Regions from separate parts of the Homo sapiens genome. Here region 2 is linked to region 1. Evidence: read pairs that join two places in POLR2A ChIA-PET (ENCODE). Cell type or tissue: PC-3. All regions are shown on one strand. Each heading gives the region's core, and the rest is flanking DNA. Links, peaks and the distances in the headings are about the cores only. Region 1 overlaps AKAP6 (A-kinase anchoring protein 6). Region 2 overlaps AKAP6 (A-kinase anchoring protein 6).

Region 1 (11,423 bases), core at 3,989-7,988:
CTCAAAGACTATTCTTGAACAAAATGCTTGTTGAGTGACAAACAATTTATAACACAAATCAAAACCCTTAAATTACGTGTGTCCTTTAGGTTGTTTTGTTTTGTTTTGAGACAGGGTCTTGCTCTGTCACACAGGCTGTAGTGCAGTGGCACAGTTTCAACTCACTGCAACCTTTGCCTCCCAGGTTTGAGTGATTCTTGTGCCTTGGCCTCCCAAGTAGCTGGGACTACAGGTGTGTGCCACCACGCCCAGCTAATTTTTGTGTATTTTTAGTAGAGACAGGGTTTCGCCATGTTGGCAGGCTGGCCTCAAACTCCTGGCCTCAAGTGATCTGCCTGCCTCAGCCTCCCAAAATGCCAGGATTACAGGCATGAGCCACCACACCCAGCCCTTCAGGTCATTTTTTTTTTAGTTCTTTAAGCGTTTGTTCCTTTTTTGTGAGTTGATTCATACTCTTTGAGATTACCTAGGACTAAATTGATTTAATTAAATTTCATTATATGATAGAAGCTAGAACAATTAAATAAAACACAGGGAAAGCTACTTTTTAATGCAAAATATTTTATATCTTTGCATTTCACAGCCTAAAAAAGAAAGAAAAACAAAGCAATCTACTATGTCTGTACTTGGAAATTTTATTTTTACTTTTTTCTACCATTAAAAAAATTTTTCAGTAGCTTTAGGGATACCAGCGGTTTTTGTTTACACGGATGAATTGTATAGTGGTGAAACCTGAGATTTTAGTGTACCCTTCACCAGAGTAGTATACATTGTACCCAATATGTAGTTCTTTTATCCTTCTCCTTCGTCCTACCCTCCCTGCTTCTGAGTCGCCAATGTCTATTGTGCTACTCTGTATGCCTTTGCATACCCATAGCTTAGCCCCCACTTACAAGTGAGGACAGAGGTATTTGGTTTTCCATTCCTGAGTTACTTCACTTGGAATAATAACCCTCACGTCCATCCAAGTTGGTACAAAAGACATTATTTTGTTCTTTTTTATGACTGAGTAGTATTCCGTGGTGTATGTATGTCACATTTTCTTTATCTACTCATTGGTTGATGGGTACTTAGGTTGGTTCCATATCTTTGCAACTGTGAATTGTGCTGTGATAAACATATTCATGCAGCTGTCTTTTTGATATAATGACTTTGTTTCATTTGAGTAGATACCCAGTAGTGGGATTGCTGGATCGAATGATAGATCTACTTTTAGTTCTCTGAGAAATCTCCATGCTGTTTTCCACAGGGATTGTACTAAATTACATTCCCACCAGCAGTGTATAAGTGTTCCCTTTTCATCACATCCACGCCAACATTTATTGTTTTTTGACCTTTTAATAATGGCCATTCTGGCTGGGGTAAGGTGATTTTAATTTGCATTTCCCTGATGATCAGTGATTTTAAGCATTTTTTCGTGTTTCTTGGCCATTTGTACATCTTCTTTTGAGAAATACCAATTCATATTATTTACCTACTTTTTAATGGGATTATTTGTTTTTTTTTTCTTGGTTATTTGTGTTTCTCGTAAATCCTGACATTAGTCCTTTGTCAGATGCATAGTTTGCAAGCATTTTCTCCCATTCTGTGGGTTGTCTGTTTACTCTGATGATTATTTCTTTTGCTCTACAGGAGCTCTTTAGTTTAATTAGGTTCCATTTATTTATTTTTATTTTGGTTGCGTTTGCTTTCGGGGTCTTAGTCATACATTCTTTGCCTAAGCCAACATCCAGGAGAGTTTTTCTTAGTTTTTCTTCTAGAATTTTTATGGCTTCAGGTCTTAAATTTAAGTCTTTCATCCATCTTCAGTTGAGTTTTGTATATAGTGAGAGTTAAGGATCCAGTTTCATTCTTCTACTTTGGCTATCCAGTTTTCCCAGCACCAATAGTGTGTTCTTTCTCCAATTTATGTTTTTGAATGCTTTGTTGAAGATCAGTTGGTTGTAAGTATTTGCCTTTATTTCTGGATTCTCTATTCTGTTCCATTGGTCTATGTATATACTTTTATACCAGTACCATGCTATTTTGTTTACTATAGCCTTGTAGTATAATTTGAAGTCACATAATGTGATGTCTCCAGATTTGTTCTTTTTGCTTAGGATTGTTTTGGCTATCTGGGCTCTTCTTTGGTTCCCTTTGAATTTTAGGATTTTTTCTTCTAATTCTGTGAAAAATGATGTTGATATTTAATAGGAATTGCATTGAATCTGTAGATTGCTTTGAGCAATATGGTCATTTTCACAATATTGATTCTTCCAATGTATGAGCATGGAATGTATTTTCATTTGTTTGTGTCATCTATGATTTCTTTCAGCAGTGTTTTGTAGTTCTCCTTGTAGAGATTTTTCACCTCCTTGGTTAAGTATATTCCTGGATATTTTGTTTTATTTTATTTCATTTGCAGCTATTATAAAAGGGATTGAGTTCTTGATTTGATTCTCAGCTTGGCCATTGTTGGTGTATAGTGGTGCTACTCATTTGGATGCATTGATTTTGTAACCTGAGACTTTACTGAATTCATTTATCAAATCTAAGAGTCTTTTGGAGGATTCTTTATGATCAAAACGTTGGCAAACTGAGATAGTTTAACTCATATTTTCCAATTTGGATGCCCTTTATTTCTTTCTCTTACCTTATTTCTCTGGGTAGGACTTCTAGTACTATGTTGAATAGAAGTGGTGAAAGTGGGCATTTTTGTCTTGCTCCAGTTCCCAGGGGGAATGTTTTCAACTTTTCCCCATTCGGTATGACATTGGCTATGGCTTTGTTATATATGGCTTTTGTTATTCTGCGACATGTTCCTTCTATGCCTAGTTTGTTGAGGGTTTTTATCATAAAGGGATGCTGGATTTCATTGAATGTTTTTTCTGCATCTACTGAGATGATCATGTGGTTTTTGTTTTTAATTCTGTTTATATGATGAATCACATTTATCGACTTGTGTATGTTGAATCATCCTGTGTCCTCAGGATGAAACCCACTTGATCATGATGAGTTATCTTTTTGATGTGCTGTTGGGTTCAGTTTGCTAGAATTTTGTTGAGGATTTTTGCATCTATGTACATCAGAGATATTGGTCTGTAGTTTTCTTTTTTTGTTAAGTCCTTTTCTGGCTTTGGTATTAGGGTAATACTGGCTTCATAGAATGAGTTAGAGAGGATTCCTTCTTTCTCAATCTTTTAGAATAGTTTCATAGGATTGTGACCAGTTCTTTGAATATCTGGTAGAATTTGGCTGTGAATCCATTTGACCCAGGGCTTTTTTTCACTGGCAGTTTTTTTTTTAATTATTGATTCATTCTCACTGCTTGTTATTGGTCTGTTCAGGATTTCTATTTATTCTTGATTCAAGCTAGGAGGGTCATAAGTTCCCTGGAATTTATCCATTTCCTCTAGATTTTTTAGTTGTGTGCATAGAGTTATTCATAGTAGTCTGGAATGATCATTTGTATTTCTGCAGTATTGGTCATAATGTCTCCATTTTCGTTTCTAATTGAGCTTATTCTTCTTTTGACTTTTGAGCTTATGGCTTCTTTTCTTGGTTAATCTAGCTAATGGTCTGTCAATTTTATTTTTCTTTTCAAAGAACTAACTTTTCATTTCATTGGTGTTTTGTGTTTTTTCTTGTTTTAATTTTATTTAGCTCTCATCTGGTCTTTTTTATTTCTTTTCTTCTGCTAGGTTTGAGTTTGGTTTGTTCTTATTTCTCTACTTTCTTGAGGTGTGGCAATAAACTGTCAATTTGTGATCTTTTAGACTTTTTGATGTAGGCATTTAGTGCTATGAGCTTTCCTCTTACCATTGCTTTTGCTGTATCCCAGAGGTTTTTATAATTTGTGTTACTGTTATCATTCATTTCAAATAATTTAAATTTCCATCTTGGTTTTATTGTTAACCCAAAAATCATTCAAGAGAAGATTATTTAACTTCCATGTGTTTGTATAATTTTAAGGGGTTTTTTGGATTGATTTCTAGTTTTTTTCTGCTGTAGTCTGATAAGTTACAGAAGATAGTATTTTGATTTTTTAAAAATTGAGGCTTGTTTTGTGGCCTATCATATGGTCTATCTTGGAGAATGTTCCATGTGCTGACGAGAATAATGTATATTATACAGTTCTTAGGTAGAATGTTCTGTAAATATCTGTTAGGTCTATTTGTTCTGGTGCAGTTTAAGTCTAGTGTCTTTCTGTTGACTTTCTCCCTTAATGATTTGTCTAGTGCTATCAGTAGAGTTGAAGTCACCCACTATTATTATGTTGCTGCATACTTGGACATTTTAAGCAGGGTTATTTATGAGTTTGTTAGCTCACTGATATCCTAGGCATACCAGTTATGAATTAATGATAAGTGTGACAGATGTACTAATACTCTAATTTTTAAACACTTAATTTTCATTTAAGTATTATAATTGTTATTGAGCTCCCAGAGGGGACAGTCAAATATGTAGGTAGTCTCAATAAGGCATATATCCTTTTAAATTTATTTTCCTGTTTCCTATAACTTTTGTAAGATTATCATTCCTTAATAGAATGTACCTGAAAATTTCATTAATTTTAATAAAAATTCCAAAAGTTGGTGAAAGAAGGAATGTACCACTGTACTACTATCTAGTTAGTTCCTACTATTTCGTTTTAGCTACTTACTGCTTCATAATTTTAATGTATGTCACCAATATTTTTAAATAATTCTGATGACAAGGAAAGGGAATGTTGATTTGATGAGCTTTCAAATAAACTATAATAATATATCACATGATATAGTAGTGATAATATAATGATTGAAATGCTTTGAAAGAAAACTTTAATGTTTTTTTCAAGACCAATATTATCTGTTATTTTCACTGGGGAGGATTTGACTAGACTAGATATAATAATAGAGACAAATAGACATAATTACAGACCTAGATAATTGAGAGCTTCAAATAAGCCCATATAACCATAAGCCATAAGAAAAATATAAGGTGCTGACCCTAGGGACCAGGAAGTTAAAGAATCCCTTCTCTGCATCTGTTTCATCATCTGCAAATGAATGATAATCCTCTCTCCCTCCCTCAAAGGGTTATTGAATTGATTAGATGAAATATATGAAATTATCGGAGTTGGTTGCTAAGAAGACAAATAATGTTCTATACAACATTTCTAAACTCATATAGTTGCTGTCAGGGTGGGAGTCTGACTTCTTGTTCTCATGCAAAGGCAGGTGGGGAGCTGTGGCCACGAGCTGGGCTACAGTGAGGAGCTTTGAGTGGGACATAGAACAGGAGGATCATAGCACCCAAGGTGAAGGTGGGCATGAGAACTAATGGTTCAGTCTAAAGTAAAGACTGAGTTTACAACAGGAAGCAGAGAGAATGAATCTGAAAAGAAAAACAGGAAGTAGAACCTGGAGAGAACCACTTTGAGGCACCAATAATCAGAGCCAGATGCCTCACGATAGGACCATGGGTGCTACCAGTGGTGGTGGTAGTGGTAGGGTGTGTGAAAAATCAGTCCCCGCACAGGCCATGCCTTCCACACACTATCCTATGATTCCTGGGCTTTCTCTTCAGTGCTAAAATACTGGTCCTATAGATGCCACAGGTTCAGTTTGTGACTTCCTACTTTTAAGCTCCAGCATTAAACCCTAAGGTGATGAGATCTTGAGGCTTAAAAGATACAGGATCTGAAATCTTGAAATATGTTTTCAATATTTGTTGTTGTTGTTAGTGGGAAATCATTATTATGATACTTCGTCAAGAGCCTTTGATGCTAAGACCTAATTAACATGTATTTAGAGATCTAGAATAAATTGCTTCCCTGATTGTGTGCTTATGATTTACTCTTGTTAGTTCTAGTATCCATAGGTTAATATTTGAAACATGACAATTGGCTGGTGACTTAACAATGACTTACCTGCTTATCCCTTTTCACTTCCCACATCCCCCTACTTCTTACCCATTAATTCTGTAGGACTCACTTTAAATCAGGAAAGGAAAATGAGTCACCTAAAATGAATATAGTCAGAGAAAGTCTCTGGACCTTATGGCATTGCCCATAAAAGCCTCACTAAATTCTCTTCTGCAAAATATTTGACACTTGCTGCTTAAAAACCAGTGATGCCTCTGTGGGGTCAAGCCTGGAGACAGAGAACCGTGGCATAATTTGCAGTTAGAGAAGACTCAGAAGAGAGTGAGAGAAGGAAATTTTTCTAGGTAGCTTTACCTGTTTCAGCATATATGGCCAGGTCTTTAAACTTCCAGTTCATAAAGCCGTATTCCTTGTCCTAATAATTTTCATATCTTTGTCTCCTAACAAGCACTGAGCAGTAAGTGGGCTCCACTGTCTGTCTGCATCTGACTGCCCCGACTGTGTTAGTCATCATCTGCTCATGGAAGCATGGAAACCCTGGGGGAATAAGTGTTTGGCAGAGTCAGCAAATGGGTTGGTTTGTGCAAAGTTTTGGGAGAAGAGAGTAGAGTGGCAAAGTGAATTAACAGTGATAACATGAGTAAAAGTGGTGCTGAAAATGCAGCGGGATGGCCTCCTATCTAACTATTATGATTTGGAATAAAAAAAGAGATCTTGGTAAGTAAAAACTTATTTTTAGTATTAGAAGATATTCACATAGTGCATAATGAAAAGCAAGTCTTTGGATTTTTGAGTCAAGGACCTACACAATTGCTGAGAGTATTAGAAGATACTTGTTGTATTAGGTGGTCGTAAATGACAACAAAGCACAGGACTAATAGGACAGAGGAAAATGTGCTGTTCAAGAAAAATAGTCTTCTTTTCTTAAAACATATGACATTTCTGCATCCTGCATTTGCCATGATATAATGACCCATTAACAGAAAAGAAATGAAAAATAAGGAGTCAGCATGGTTGATGGTTGTTACCTAAGCCCATAATAACATTTTAAATTGCTTAAAGTTGCAGTCTCCTAAAGAGAAAATATAGTTGTTGAGTGGCCCTTTTGGCTACCTGGCAAGATGTATAATTCAAAAGATTCAAGATTTAATTCTTCTGGAATCTTATTTCAGATTTCCTATGTAAAAGAGTCAGAGCATTTTATATATTACAGAGGAGTATGAGACAATTAAGGCCAGAAAAATATAGGCAGAGAAATATAAGAAAACATACTTCTTTCCCTGTTTCACAATACTTTGGTAGAGTGCTAAGTAAGACAAACAACCCTATAATTAGGAAGAAAATTATGAGAAGTTATTTTTATTCTCAAAAATCACATTAATGGCTTTGTCTGCAGCTCAGTTATTACCAATTGCTATTAACTTGTTGGCACAAACAAGCTTAAAATTTATTTTATATTCTGTAGTCCTAATAATTTTTTTGAAAAAGTGTGACATTCAAATCGTGTAATTAAAACAAGTAGAATAATAAACATATATTTATGAAGGGTTTGTGTGTGTATTTGTTTTAAGTTGAACAGATAATTCCTAGTGATTTTGTGAGTCATACAGTGAATAATTAAAATAAATTTAAATTCAAATATTAACATTTCAATTTCCAGTTTGGTGAACATAAGCAAATTATTATAAGTTTGTTTTCAATTCCTGCAAAGCATATTAAAATTAACTTTTCCTCAATTTAAGTAATGTGTATAAGTAAACTTCCTTCCCACTGTGAAAAGGTTTCATTTATTGCTATTTGTAAACTGCCTAGGATAGATTCAGAGTGGATTGGGCTGGAAACTCCTTGAACAGTTTCTTTTGAAATAACACTACATACGTTAAGCTCAATTACACATCCAAACAGCCACAGCTCACTTTTGGTAATTTATTCATTGATTTAACATAGTACCCAGAAGAGCCATGCCTGCTGTCATTTTTGTAATATATTATGTTTTAAATATACTCATGCTCACCCCTGCACACCATTAAGGTGTGCATAAACCTGTGTTTTTCTCTCTTGACAGCTATAAATGTTTGTTATTATTACACAAAACATATGTTCATGTTGTTTTTGTCTAAATTATTCTATCTGGGGCTATAAAGTTTTAATGTTATTAGTTGCCCTTAGAATTTTAATGTTTCACTGCTGTAACCTTCTTAGGATTTCTGTGCAATTAAATAGAAACTATTTCACTGCAGCCTGGAAGAACAATATATTTTATACAAATAAAAAAAAAAAACCCTTCTTACTCCATTTTCTTTCAGTGTAGTAAAAATATTTGCCTGACAGTTTTTCTTTTTGGTCTGTGGAAACCTCACCTGTGGTCATACCTGTGCACCAGCTGTGTGTGGAACATTTCTCTTTCTGCTCCTGGCGTTTGTTGGAAAGATATGAGTTAAGCACCCTTTAAACCAAAGGGACAATATTTCACCAGCCTTTCAGAGGTCATTCCAGGTGCTATTTAGGTGACTGTATTTCAGCCTGGCTTTAGTTTAACATATACAGAGGCCAAAAGGGACTAAATAAGAAGCCCATTATAGTGGCAAAATATGTGTCTAACTTGGGTTCTTACCAGCATGGTTCAAAGGTGGTTTTATTTACAAATACGTGGAAGCACTAACATTTGGTGGAGCCACAGAGATGTTTTCCCTTATGTCTTCTCTCATTTTCATACCCACTGGTTGGTTATACTTGGTCCAGGCCTCATCGTCAAGTCAGATAGGACTGCAGACTTACTTAGAAACCTAGTTTCTCACATATAGAATCATTGCATCGCAAATAATTTTTATTTTACAGAAGAGCTTCTAAGTGTATTCTGACTTGTTTACTATAATCTTAATGTTGGCATTGTCTACCCCAACCCCAGTGGTCTTTCATATGTACAGTGCTAGGGCCGAGTTATGTCACTGGCTTTTAATTGGCTCTCAGCTTCAATTTTCCTTTTTTTAAAATATACTAATCACTCTACCTTCATTGTCATCTTCCTAAAATACATGTTGGATCACTCAAACTCCAGCTCAGAAGCCTTGCCAATGAATAAACTCAAAATCCTTAAAAAGATGTTGACAATTTTCCTTGATCCAGCACGAAATCGCTTCTCCAGGCTCATTGGCCCTTAGTTCTATTGCATTTCCTATACCTCAGTCCACTGGACCTGCTCACAGCTTCTCCAACACTACTCAGCCGCAGGTCCAAGTCAGCACGTGTGATGTTTCCTCAGGGTGGGTGCTCTTCTCTACTTTCTGTTCATCCAACCTCTATTTCTTCAAAATTCAGTTCAAATACTGCTTCACCCATTAAGCTCTTCCTAATTCTCCCTCAGTCAAAATTAATCGCATTTGATGCATCCCCTCAGCACATTGCTTCGGTGTGGTTTCTCACATATGTCATCCTATGATGTTCACTAGATTATAAGCTCCTTGAAGGCAGGAACTATACCTTTCATCTTCATTTTCTTACCAGTGCCTCACACAACATGTAATAGGTGCTGCTTTATTGGCAAATGGATGAACAATATTTCTTTCTACTTTGTTAATCTTGAAATTGGGAATCACTGAATTGTTAGACTGTCAACTTAATTTCCCTACATTTGTGGCTTTATGAACATGGTTATAGATATAAACATACCTGACACACTTATAGAAGAAGAGATTATATATTTCCTCAGAGCAACACATTATGCTAGTGGAAAAATCTTTGTTAATAAGTTATTTTGCTTACATCTGAATGTACCATCAAATGCTCAGTTCATTCATCTTGTATCTGTCCTTAGAGGAATCAAAGATTATTTTGCCTTTATTCTTTGAATAATCTCTTACTAAAGTAAATAATCAGCGTGAAAATCAGAAAAACGAAATAAATGAACTTTGAATTGGGGTATCTCATATATCAGGATTGCTTCACTTCAATTTGTAGCCCAGTTTGACTTGTAAGAAAATTAGTGGAAATTAATCAATATATGGTATTATTTTGTTTTTCCAAGATTGTGGGTTTGAGTTGCCACAAATTAGAATTATTTGCTACCAACTCAGCCCACTCTTCATTAAGATATAAAATTTCACAGCATCATGAGGAGTTTGTTCTTTTTCCTTAAACAGTACCCCTAAAAAATATATATTATGGAATGAGAATTTCTCAGTCTTCTCAGGAGCCTTCCAAGACATTGTTTAGCAAAACAATGGGTTAGTGTCTCTTCTCTTTTTTCTAGCACAACCCTCAGTTCATGGCAGTTTCCAGGAAAGGAAAACAGGAAATTAAGTTCTTAAAGGATTCCTGGAAGTCTCTCTTGTTAAAATCACCTGTTTGGACTTTTCTTTGTGTCTCCCACACTTCTAAGTTTAACACCACATGCAAAGCCCAGTTAGAAAGAGATCTAGAAAGCCACATTTAACTTCCTTTTTAAGCTTTCATTTTTTTTTCTTTTTTAGAGTGGTCTCAAATGGTGGGGATTAAGGTCTTTAACAGGCAGCAGTTACTGTCCACAAATAGTAGACCTCTCTAATTCACACCATTTTAATTACATCTAAAATTTCTGCCAATTATATGGCGAAGGATTATATGGCAGGGCAAAGGACGCGGGGTGGATGTGGAGCCTGAGCAGCTTTCTCTTTTAGAAACAGAAGAACCTGTAATGGAAAAATGCAACAGTTGTTGAAGAATGGAGATAACAGAAGTGGTAAGTCAAAGTACTTGATTACACAATAATCTTCCACAGAGTGCTCATTACTGCTAAATAATTGACTGTGTTGCCAGGTTTCTCAGTGAGGAAAGGGTCAAGGAGGTCAGTTATCTGGTGGTAATGACCGTAGCAGTCATTAGAGGGTATTAAAGCTATTAAGAATAGAAGTTTAACTTTTTATTGAAGTTTTTATTTAAATGATATTAACTTCAATTCAACTTTTAATTGAGGTGCAACCATCCAAATTCTACAGTCGGGCACCAAGAAGTAATGAACATAAAATTACATGTTCTTTTGATAGGTTGATGGGTCTTTATTAGAATTTCAAGGGCCTCCACAGAGCTGTTATTAGACACAAGCTGCTCTGAAGTCTTCTATTAGAATTAGGGCTGGGTGAAAGATTTCTAGGAAATAATTTTAACCTGGACCACTGAAAGGTTTAGGGAAAAAAAGAAAGGAAGGAAGTTCTGTCTTTTGTTTTTGCCTTTATTTTTATTTTTTTTAAGGTGAAAAGGCCTGTTTATATGGCTAGATTTGCACGCATTTGCCAGGCCTTTAAACATAATATATATCTCCTTTCCTCCCTTTTTCTCTTCCTTCCTTTTTTCCTTTCTCTGCAACTCAATGGAAATAGAAAAAAAGTCCAAAACACCAGATTTTTTTTTCTCTAAATTTTAAGGAATGTTATCTTTCCTAAAAATTAAACACATCTGTGTGTTGCTGTTTCTATTAAGGTAGCAGTATCTGTGAAAAGTCAGAATAAAATGAACACTTTGTTAAAATATTTAAGTTAAGCCAAATAAAAATGAAAGTTAATGCCAGAACTTTACCATTCGTGATTTATAAATAAGCTGTTTT
Region 2 (11,423 bases), core at 3,733-7,732, 100 kb after region 1:
CATAGCATTATGGATCTGTTAAGATTATAGATGTGAAAACCCTTTGAAAATTAAAAATACTCTGCCAAAAAAAAAGTCACAATGTGAATACATAAAGGTATAATGGCACTTGCATTGTGTTTTGGGAACAGGCAACCCTGGAAATGCTTTGATCAGCTCTGTCTTAACACCTACCATCGCATGGTAAATTCTGGGTGCAGCCTCTCAGTGCTGGAGTCCTTAGTCCTTGGGGAATGCCCATTTGCATGAAACTTGAAAAGATAGTTTTTTGATGATGACAGTAAGGGCGATAATACATTCAGCCTTTATTTAGGCAACTGATTCTCATAGATTTCAAAAGTCACCATGTTCTGCAGCAACACCTTTTTGATAAACTACAATGGTTACAGTGTTCTACTTCTCATTTTTCTTCTTATCCTCAGAGAGAAAGCAAGATATCTCTTTGAGGAAATATCAACAGAGTTAACATAAGAAATATATAGTTTCTTCCTTATGAAATTAATTTGGCATTATTTTTGAGGTGTGGAGCATCTTGGCAACTGCTTTGGTTTAAAACTCTATGTGATTTGGGAAAAGCACGTTTCAGAATGTTTAATTCAGTGATACAAAAGGCACTAATGAAATATGCATGTATGAATTTTATATCATATTAGTTCCCTCTTTCTTGAAATCTGAATAAAAGCCAAACATCTGGATTATGTTTGAAAAGCCTGAATTTCCAATTTTCAGAGAGATCCAGTCTATTTTGACATTGCACACTTAGCCTTCACATTTACAGTGTGCTATTAACATTACTTGCAATTGTAGAAAAAAAAAAGTCCAGATTTAAACAAACTTGGTGCCTCCTAATGCTAAAAATAAATCTATATTTGAAATGGCTGCTGCTGCTGCACAACCATACACATCCATAGTTCAGGCTTCTTCAGCATTTTCATTATAAATACTTGCACTGAACAGGCCTATAATTCAGCTATAAAGATATGTGGTAACCTATGATACATAAATTCTCCTTTGATTGTATATTAAAACAACAAACAGCAATTCATACATCACTTAGTTTGAGAAACTATTCACTGACTCAAGGCTTTCTGAGGGTCTCAAATATTCAAGATACTCTGTGGTCAACTAAAGAAGACATAGCCACCATCTTTTAAAGTTTATTCTTCAAATTTACAAGGCAAATAACATTTATGTTTTTATAGATATTTGGGTATATTTTAGCACCTAGACTAAAGGCAAGTGAATATTTATGGTTTTAGTAGCTTAGAGATGTAAATATGCATATCATTGCTTTATCTCATTTCATTATCATAGTTAACTTAGGAGATAGATGGTCAATCAAGTTTTAGGCAAATAGTAGTCTGTCCACACAAGAGGTCATGGAAGATAGAAGAATGTGACTGTTGTGTTTGAAGTTTGCATAATGGTAATTCTTCAGTGGACTTTAATTTACTACACTTAACTTGTTATTGGATTTCTTATAGCACATATTAGGTAAGTGTTTTCTTTTGTTATGTTTGGAGAACAGCTAGAATCAAAGATTTTTCTTTTCCTTTTCATCTTATTTTGTGTTATTAGAAAATTCTAAATTAAGTAGTTGTGCTGAGTGCAGTGGCATGCACCTGTAGTCCCAGCTACGTAGGAGGCTTGAGGCAAGTGGATTACTTGAGCCCAGGAACTCAAGGCTATAGTGTGTGTTCATCATGCCTGTGAATAGCCAACTGCACTCCAGCCTGGGCAACACAGCAAGAACCTGTCTCAAAAAAAACTTTAAAAAATTATGTAGTAGTGCCAAATTCAACAGAAATAGCTGTGTTTAGAGGTGTTTGTTTAGGTTGGGAAATGGAAAACAAAATAAATGAAACTTTTACATTGGAAACCTTTTTTAAAGGAGAAAACTGAGTTTCATTACATTAATTGCTGCGCCTCAAGTCTTTTTTCCTTCCTACATTGCATACTCTGACAGATATTACATAATTGCATAACTATTTTTACTATGTGCAGACATGACATTACAACAGCCCTGATATGGTGCATCATAATGAAACCATAATTAGAGTAGTCATGATGTATTATGGCAATGATCCACATCGTCACTAAAGTGCATTGGAATGCACAGAAAACCCTTTGAGATGTGTAGATTTTCAATGTAATATAGCACAACTCTGAAGTTTCATAGCATGGAGGAGAAATTGCAATTATGCCCATGCTGCTGGTAGCAAGGATTAAAATGCACATCTTCGATATCTACCGAAGAAAGTCTGTATTGATGAAGGAAATTTTTGAGGGTGATATTTATCTTGAAGTTTATGTCTTTTAAAAAAATTTACAGGAAGGACGTTGTTGAAATATGAACCTAACCACATAAATTCTATAGTAGAAGTCTCCTGTATTTATCAGATAAAAAGACTTGAAAGTTTCATTCTGTACCTCAAATTCAATGAAACGCCTCTCTAAAGTAGGATGGATTGAAGACAGTTTTAGAATTTTCAGTTAACCCTGCCCTTTCTTTTGGTTCTCTGTAGCCCATCTTAGCTTAGATTATACAGCTTACATTTTATGTGGTTGTGTCTTTGCTCCATTGTTGTTCTCTCAGGTTTTTCTGCATGAGAATCTTGTTTCTGAATCTTGTTCTAGCGAGTGACAGCTTCTTCTTAACTTGGTGATTTTCAGTCTTGGCATTTCTTTTACCTGGGATAATGTAATTGTTATGGCTGATCTTATGAATGTGGATCCAAAGAAGCTCAACTTTCTAAAACAGAGAGGAAATTTAGGCTCTATCTCCCAGGCCAATCCTCATTCAATGCTTCATTTGCCCATAATATATCCCAGCCAGGTAGACTTCTCATCTCTGCCTGAACACCTCTGATGAATGGGAACCCACTATCTCTCATGCTGTGTTCCTACTCAAGCTTCAGCATTTGACCCCCAGTCTGACCTCTGAGGTCAGATGGAACAAATTAATATTTTTTATGCAAAAGTCCTCTAAATATTCAAAATCTTCTAACATGTCCTTCCTCTCTTCTTTCACCTCTAACTTTTATTTGCCCTCTTAGCTGAATACCTTTAGCTCATTCAACAGCTTGACCCTTGGGGAAGTATTGAATCTTCTCCCTTACTGAAGTGCTTTTTTTTGGAACATTTAATACATTGTCTAGGTCCCTTTTGGAAAATGGAATGCAAGCAGTACAAGGTTGGGGCCTAGCAAATCACAGTCAAACTAATATATCCATTACCTTTCTTTTTTTAACCCTGTGTTTTTCTTAATTCAATCCAAAATCATGTTTCCTTTCAATATGGACAGGAAGCAGGGAAATATTGGGTAGAAGAGGGCAGGGTCCCTGGCAAGGGCTCCACCTTCAAGCCTGGAACCGCAGCCCTAAATGAGAACATGCATTCCTGTTTTCCTGCCCGAATGTTGCCTTTTCCAAAACCACCCTGGCCCACCACGCCCCCTACCCTGTACCCGTAAAAACCCCAAGCTCCACTGGCAGAGCAGAGCAGTGCAGCACAGAAGGAGAGAAGAGAAGTGTCTGAATGTTAAGAGGAGTTCGGCTGGCTGGGGACAGAGAGGAGTTCAGCCAGGGATGGCCAAACTCTAGGGAAAGATTATCTTCTCACTCCATCGCCTTCCCAGCTCCCCATCCCAGTGAGAGCCACTTCCATCACTCAGTAAAATCTTCCACATACATCACCTTTCCATCCATTTGTGTGACCTAATTCTTCCTGGATGCTGGACAAGAATTCAGGATGCACCGGGTGCAGGAACCCAAAAAGGCTATCAAGCTGACTCTTCGCTAAGCTGTTTAACACCATCCATGGATGGCAAATGCTAAAAGAACATTGTTTGTAACATGTGCCCTCTGAGGCTCCAGAGGTTATGGGCAACCCCTAGATGCTGCCGCGGGCCAGTGCAGTGTTTTTTCCTGCTGACACCCAAAGTCACTTGCCCTGGCTCCTGCACCCGCTCACCTGCGGGCTCCCCCTCCTGCAAGGGGTTTAACTGCAAGTGGCCGAGTAAACGAGCCACACCTCTATCACAAGTCTTGTGAAGGGGTCAAGGGAACTCTCCTGTCTCACTTTTTTAAAAATTTACATCTACCTTCTATTGTCTGTTGACTCACATTGAACCTAAAGGCAAGTGAAGCCTTGTTACCTCCATTCTTTATGCAGTTTAAAACTTTTTATCATTTTGGAGTGGGGGTAGTGGGGTGAAATGGGGTGGTTATTAACTCTGCCTGACTTTACATTTGTCATTTCTCCTTCTTAGATTTAACTCATTATGGCAGCATGTTTTGTTCCTTTTAGAGTCTATTATCATCTGAAATAGATATTATAAAGTAGTTGCCTGCAGATTCATATCCAGAGACATAGTTTGATCTGTGTAGTGTTAAAAAGTTTTAATGCAACATAGAACAATTTTGAGACTTCACATAATATATATATGTGTGCGTATGTGTTTATGTGTGTGTGTGTGTGTGTGTGTGTGTGTGTGTATAGGCTTTAAAATGTATATGTCTTGCCATACTGAACCCATGTTGAAGCCGTATTTCCACAGGGTAATAGCTGGCAGAACTGAGTTAAGGGTTGCCCCTTTTAGATGAGGCATATGCTCTCCCATCCTCCACAGTTCACACTATGCCTGCTTATCTCTTACTGATATTAGATATTAGTAATAGTCACATTTATGCATTGTCTTTATTTAAAAAAATAGTTCTCTTTTTTATGACAGTAGCAATAGTTAGAATATGAAAGAGAGAAGAGGATTTATCCTTGCCCTACTCAATTCCTTGATATCATCTGCCTGGTAGTGAGGTGTTGGAGCTGGCTAATACTGACTTATGAGAGCATATTGTTAAATATTCAGGAATTTTACCAGCAGCAACCACCATTGGTAGATTGGAATCAGCCACAGTGGGAGTATTTACACCAGGGAAATCAACGAACATTACAAATCAGGTCTTTTTTTCTTCTTCTTCTTCTTTTTTTTTCCTTAGAGAACCAGTTTACTAGCATACTGCTACATTTAGGTATTTGAGTTTATGATCTCTGAACTAAAATGCATATTATACTTTATTGATCATTGACGTTAGTATAATCTGCCAATCTGATCAATATGCCATATTCATATTTTCTTTATCTATGTCATTAATAAAATATTTAATAAGAATGGACCAAAGAAGAGACCTATGGCATAACATCCATTAAACAATGATCTTTACATATGGTTGTTCAACAGGTATTCAGTAAAACTCTCCGTGCTTCTAAATGATTGCATCCATCTGCTCACTTTATGCTTATGAAAATCTACTGGAAGTGCATACGCCTGATCCAGGAATTCACATCCTTGGTGAAGGGATTTAAGTCATTAGATTTTGGGTGTATGTTCTTAGCAATTTAATTATGTTTAAAATCTGGTTAGTAGTGTAGTAAATAACTGGTATTGCTACAAAATTGCATTGAGAAGATAATAGGATTGAATTTCTATACAAGTTGACACTCAATTAAAATTTCCATATATCCAGTGAGTTAGCCAGTTCTTGGCTAAGGAGTTAGAGCAAATGCCTTCCTACTAAGCCGATCACTTCAAAACAGGCAAAATTTATAATAGAGTCAAATCAGGACTGAATGCATCAACAAAAACTGGAGTTCAGCTTATCAAATACAGATCAAAAGCAAGAAATAGACTAGAGAGCACACGGGATATTTCTTCCTTAAATTTCTCTATTTTTTATTGACACTGGAGGAAAAAATAGCACATTAAAACCTCCTTGCTGAATTACTGTCCTAAACCAATAGATCCGTGGGGCTTGTTCAGCTAAAAGCCACAACAGACTTTGTAATGCAATGATGTAATCTTGGCATCTTGGCTTTGTGTCATTTATATTCAACCTAAAAAAAAAAAAAAAAAAAAAAAAAAACAATTTTCCTGAATAGACAGGCTGACAACAATATTGTTCAGTGTGGGTTTTTATTTGGATTCTCTCCAAATGGTTCACATGCCTTCACAGTAACACATGCCTGCTTACGTTTTTTGCCTGAATTCTAAACTTTTCCCCTTTTACTAGCTTTCTATTTTTCTTTTAAGGTCTCAGTTATGTTTGTAAAACTAACCAGCTCTACCACAAAATTAGGATGTATCTTGCAGAGAGCATTCATTTTACTTTTTGCATATTTTTCCCGAGGTCATGTCAAGGTTAGTTTGAATTCCATCCTACATTAAGACTTCTTTCACAGCTATTTAGCTCGGCAGCCTACTCCCCGCTGGGGTCTGCCCCTTGGGCACGTCAAAGCTTCAGACCTGACAAATCACACACAGATGAAGCTGTACAGTTTTTTAAACAGTTTCATCAGTAACTTTTTTTTCTTTTTCACTATCCTCCTTCATGTTGAGATTTTTTTTTCTCTGAATTACCATTTCAGGAATGTTGATTTCCGTTTGAGACAATTTGTTTTTACATCAGAGTTGCAGACTAGCAATATCATTTATTTTATAGTAAAGGATATTAATAGCCTTCTGTCACCAAGACTGCAGACCTACAGACCATTCCTGACTATTCTAACTGTAATTGCTTTATTAAAATCTATTCGTAACAGGAAGTGTAGTGTTGGAAATGTAGCTATATCATAGAGTCTACCAGAATCTGAAAAAAATATCAACCATAAAAATGCAGTTTATAAGGTATTATGAGTTGAGCCTGGAAATGTTTCCTGAATGGTTAATAATATGCTCTTATCCGTATTTTAGCAAATTATGAAACTAAATGATGCAACTCCATTTCCTGTTTAATTGATGAAGTTAAAGTCCTTGGTTGCTAATGAGTGTATTAGCAAACAATGTCCCCTTTACAGGCTTAAGTAGATCAGGATTTTTAAAAAGCAGCTTACTATCCTTATTTTTATGGGATGAAAAATATTGACTGCCACAAAATTGCTAGACCAACTGAAGTCATGGTGTAATTATTTCTGTGCAGTCATTTTGGCAATTTCCAACGACCAGATTAAGGTTTTCTAGTTCCCACACTAGAAAATAGTTATTTTCTTTTACACACCATAGACTTTTCATTACATTTTCATTCAGGACAAACAACACCTGAAGATCTTTACTGCAGACTAAGGAGAAAACTTAGAAGTGAGGGGAAAAAATAATATTTGAGTGATTCTTCTCTCCTCAGTCTTCTTTTACAGTTTGCTCAACATGAAAGTACCCAAATGAAGGGTTCTGTAAAAGGTTGCTTGGTTGAAACTAATTAAAGACAGGTCTAAATAGAAAAAGAAAAGAAAAAGGGATCAAAGGAATTACATTAGGTGTCAGGACATCATTTGGGAGCGTTTTGTTTAATTTTTGTAATTTGATTCCAGGAAAACACTAAATTCTAAAAATGTCCATTTTTTGCCGTAATTTTATACTTGTGTTATTTTTGCAATAAGATACATGTCAACAGGCAAACATCTTGAAGAGATCATTTTGGTATTGGCGCATTAACACGTTATGGTGAAAAGAGAGGCTTGTGCTTTTCACGCAGTGCATTTCAGTCTTCAATTAATGTGAAAGCACTACAATGCCTATGCAACTTCTCTTGCCTAGTGGTGCACCATTTATCATTGCAGTTTTACATTGACCTTGACACCCACTTCATTAGAATAAAGATTGTCTACCATTTAGGTTACATTGTTCCTCTGCACAGAGACCCCATGCAAATTTCTGTTCAGATAGAAGAGCTGCGGGGCTGTCAGAGGTCATCTGCATTAAATGATTGCAGCTATTTTCCAACTGCTTCTTTTCATTCTACTCAATTCAGGCTAGGAGGATCAATCAAGTCCTCTGCCTGAAACAGTGGGACTGCTGGGAATATGACTGTTTTTGGTAGTAGTGGATATGCCCTAAACAGTATTAAATATTTAATATAAACTCATTAAAGGCCATACAAAGGCTTCAGAAGGATATCAAATTTATGGAAATATCTAAGGGGATAGAGAACCGTTTTAAAAAGTAAATAGAAAAATAATAATCAATATTATAATTTTACAGGGTATGATCAAGATAGTTCTTAAACTTACTAAATTTTACCTATAGGAGACTTTTTTCTCACCCTTGACATGGGAAGGAAAGAAAGGAGACAGGTAGACTTGGCGTCCTTATGCAGTATTTTTTATGAAATTGACATGAAAGTTTTCAGTTATTTGTGTTTTTATTTTTGTTCTGTAACAGTGACTTCTAGTCTAGCTATATTTATTTTTAAAGGCTTAGATATTTGTTATTTAAAAGAAATGACTGGAGAAATAAGTTGCCAGGTCTCCTACTTAAGTTTTCTGAGTGGTATGATTGGAATTAAATTATTAATGGCAGATACTTTAAAAAAGATTGTTTTATGATCTTCTATTAGGGAATTTGCAATTCATTTTAATATTTGTAGTTTGATTTATATTAAAGATAATGCAATCTATGTCCAATTAACAGTACATGGCCAGTGTAATGTGATTTCCAGATCATGCAAATGGAATAAGCTAGAAGAGGGGGAAAACTCAATTCTTAACCTCAGGTGTCATTTGCTGTGCGAGTTCTGGCAATTTTAAATGACATTGCACTTTTTAATTTTTCCAAAGGCTCAGCAGCAAATTTATCCCAATCAGGAAAACCTATTATTAATTTACAAGGACAATTGTAGGAGTCTTTATAATTTCTCTATGCAATTACTCACCATAAATTCTACTGGTAAAATACAAGGAGTTTGCAAGAAATAACAACTATTATTTGTCTTGGGCTTGAACCCTTTTCTTCAGTTTTGAACATCTTCTTGAAGTGTTGGTGGTACTGACTCCATGTGCAGCATCATATGCGTTATGAGATGCTACACACAAGTCTTCTGAAAAGCGGGGCAGCACAAGAGCTGCTGCACAGGCAACACTGGCCTCTGGCAGATTCCTGCACTCCGCATGGACAGCTGAGCTTGGACCCTGGACTTTTATATAAAAAGACTCTTTGTTCACCACTGAATGGCATTAGGCATGGACTTGCTGAGGGGCCACCATGAAGCCTCGAATGAGGAGGGCAAACACTAGCCAGAAAACACGTGAGAGTTGTAAATAGACACATCCCTGGATTTTTTTTTTTTTTTTTTTTTTTTTTTTTTTGCAAAAATGCATATTTTCACACATTATTTTGCCAGTAGTTTGGTGTTTTGGTATGTTCCTAGCATTTGCTTTCTTACTGATAGACTAAGTAAGATATATTTTATTTTCTCAGTGTATTCTATCTATCTATCTATCTATCTATCTATCTATCTATCTATCTATCAATCGTATCTATCAGTCAATCATGCATATATGGGAAAGGGGATCTTGCTGGATAAACAGGTGTTTGTGGCATTATATTTGTACCAGGAAAGACATTCAATCCTGTCATTCTAATAACTAGATCATTTTCCTTGTTTTAACTTTTCCTAATATAAAGTCAACTGAAGCTCAGTTAAAAGTAATATGGTGTAAGATGTAAATGCTCAAACCCTGATGACACAGAATACAACAGCCCTATTCTAATAATCAAGAAATGTCTTTAGTTTAATTTGTGTGTTTCTCGCAGCCAAAGCTTCACTCTCTGTTCAGCAATGTCTGGTCTCTTTTCAGCATAACCAACAGAAGCACCATACAAAAGTCTTACAATGGATGTCTTAATCTCTCTGTGTGCTTTTAGAGCATTATTTTGAATTCCATCATGCTGCCTTTTTTCTTTCCTCTTCTGAAGTTTTATTACAACAGCAGAATTCCCAGGGAGCTTTGGGGGCAAGGTTCACATAATATAGCCCTCAAGTTTTGCTTAGGTGGAAGCCATCCCCCAATCCTGGCCATCTTTTGATGATCCCTCTATTTCAAAAAGATTCACTCGGTAGAGTCTTATAGCATTAGCTGTATATAGTTTATTTTTTATTTTTTTTATTTACCAGACAGTGAGCATCTACAACCCTTTCATGATGTTTTCTTTCTCTGACCTCACAGTGACAAGGCATCTTGTTCCTTAACATTGAGGGAGGCAGAAAAATGCTTGAGTTGCTCAATGTGTGCCTTCTATACCAGTTTCAAAATGGCTTATTCTTCTGGTTTCCATGGTGACAATTAACACTGTTTCAAGGCATTGTTCCAGTCTCCATTTGGGCAGAATTTTCGGTGTGATTTCTAACAAAAAAAAAGGAGGGGGACTTCGGTGTGGCGGGGAAGCCTTTAGCGTAACTGTCAAAAAAGTTATCTCAATCAAGTCTTCATGCATTTCTAAGTATATTTATTTCAGAAATTCCTGTTTTTGCTGGCTTTGTTTTATAATTCAGTTTTAGCATTTGTGCTAAAAGTAAGTACTCAATAAGAATTTTCTACAACTTCTTTAGTTCTTAGTTAAAATGGTGGGCTAGAGTTTGTAGTTATTTTTAACTCCTTTTTTTAAAAGTTTTTCTTTGTATTTATATACACAGGGATGGCATTTAGAATAGTACTGTCCTGTGTCTTTAATTTAGATCATTCACATATCTATTAGGAGGCTTCATTAGTCAAAATTGAATTGGCCAAGCAAATACACTTAATAATGTAAATATGGCCTTTCAAGAGAGTATATTTTATTTTTGACTAGACAGAGAGGCCCACAGCAGGTGCTGTGGGGAAATTAAATACTGGATGCTTATTTACCTTAGCACTCAAGAAAAGCTTTCTGACTTTAACTTTGCTAATCTCATTTTTGCCTATTGAAGAGTAGTCTATATCATAACATCCCCAGACTACAGGACACAATGGGGCAGCCTCTGCTCACTTACTGCTGTGGGTGGAATGAATATGAAGATTAAATTATCTTCTCACCACAGGATAAAGTAGCCCCACTTGATAGGATGACCGAAAACTGATAGAGCTGGCAGTTGATTTTCTGAGTCTAATGCTTCTGAAAAGATGTTAAGAGACAGAAGAGCAAAAACATACTAGCATCAACAAAAATATAAGCTCCTGACATTATTACACATACAGCTTGAGCCCCTAAACATATTAGATTTAACCTTCAATATGCTTCAAAAATTAAAATAAATATTTTCACCTTAAATTATATAACATTTTAGTACCTTTCATCCATATATCAATACATCTAACAATTAACTAGATACTCTTAGCTTTTGTATTAGAGTTTGAAGGCATTGTCCATCAATCACATCTTAAATCAAGCTGTTTAGACAGTCGGCTATATGGTGACAAAGACTGAGAGCACACATAAAGACAAGTTTCTTTTAAAGGTAATAACCTTTTATAATAGCTATTGCAGTGACTACTTATACGCATTTAACAGAGAAGATTGGTTTATTACATCTAAAATTAAATTAATTGCTTTTTATATTTTTATTTGTGTAAGACTATCATTTTTATGGGACACATCTAAGCTGTTTCCTTTCTTG

The links. Peaks named below come from ENCODE experiments on the same cell type or tissue, not always from the same donor. Only the 100,000 strongest peaks of a DNase experiment are listed, where the experiment ranks them.
Region 2: POLR2A ChIA-PET joins it to region 1 with 5 read pairs; 2 of 35 experiments call an interaction of 5 or more read pairs at or near these places.

What each region holds. Positions count from the first base shown.
Region 1 is chr14:32,617,537-32,628,959 of GRCh38, forward strand. The region is part of intron 7 of AKAP6 (A-kinase anchoring protein 6); the gene reads left to right. Among named protein-coding and RNA genes, the nearest start is that of AKAP6, 290 kb to the left of the region's middle. In PC-3, for the core only: no CTCF peak of the experiment used is centred there; DNase peaks (open chromatin) are centred at 5,925 and 6,365; H3K4me3 peaks cover 361 bases; H3K27ac peaks cover 1,178 bases.
Region 2 is chr14:32,719,097-32,730,519 of GRCh38, forward strand. The region is part of intron 9 of AKAP6 (A-kinase anchoring protein 6); the gene reads left to right. Among named protein-coding and RNA genes, the nearest start is that of NPAS3, 210 kb to the right of the region's middle. In PC-3, for the core only: no CTCF peak of the experiment used is centred there; no DNase peak of the experiment used is centred there.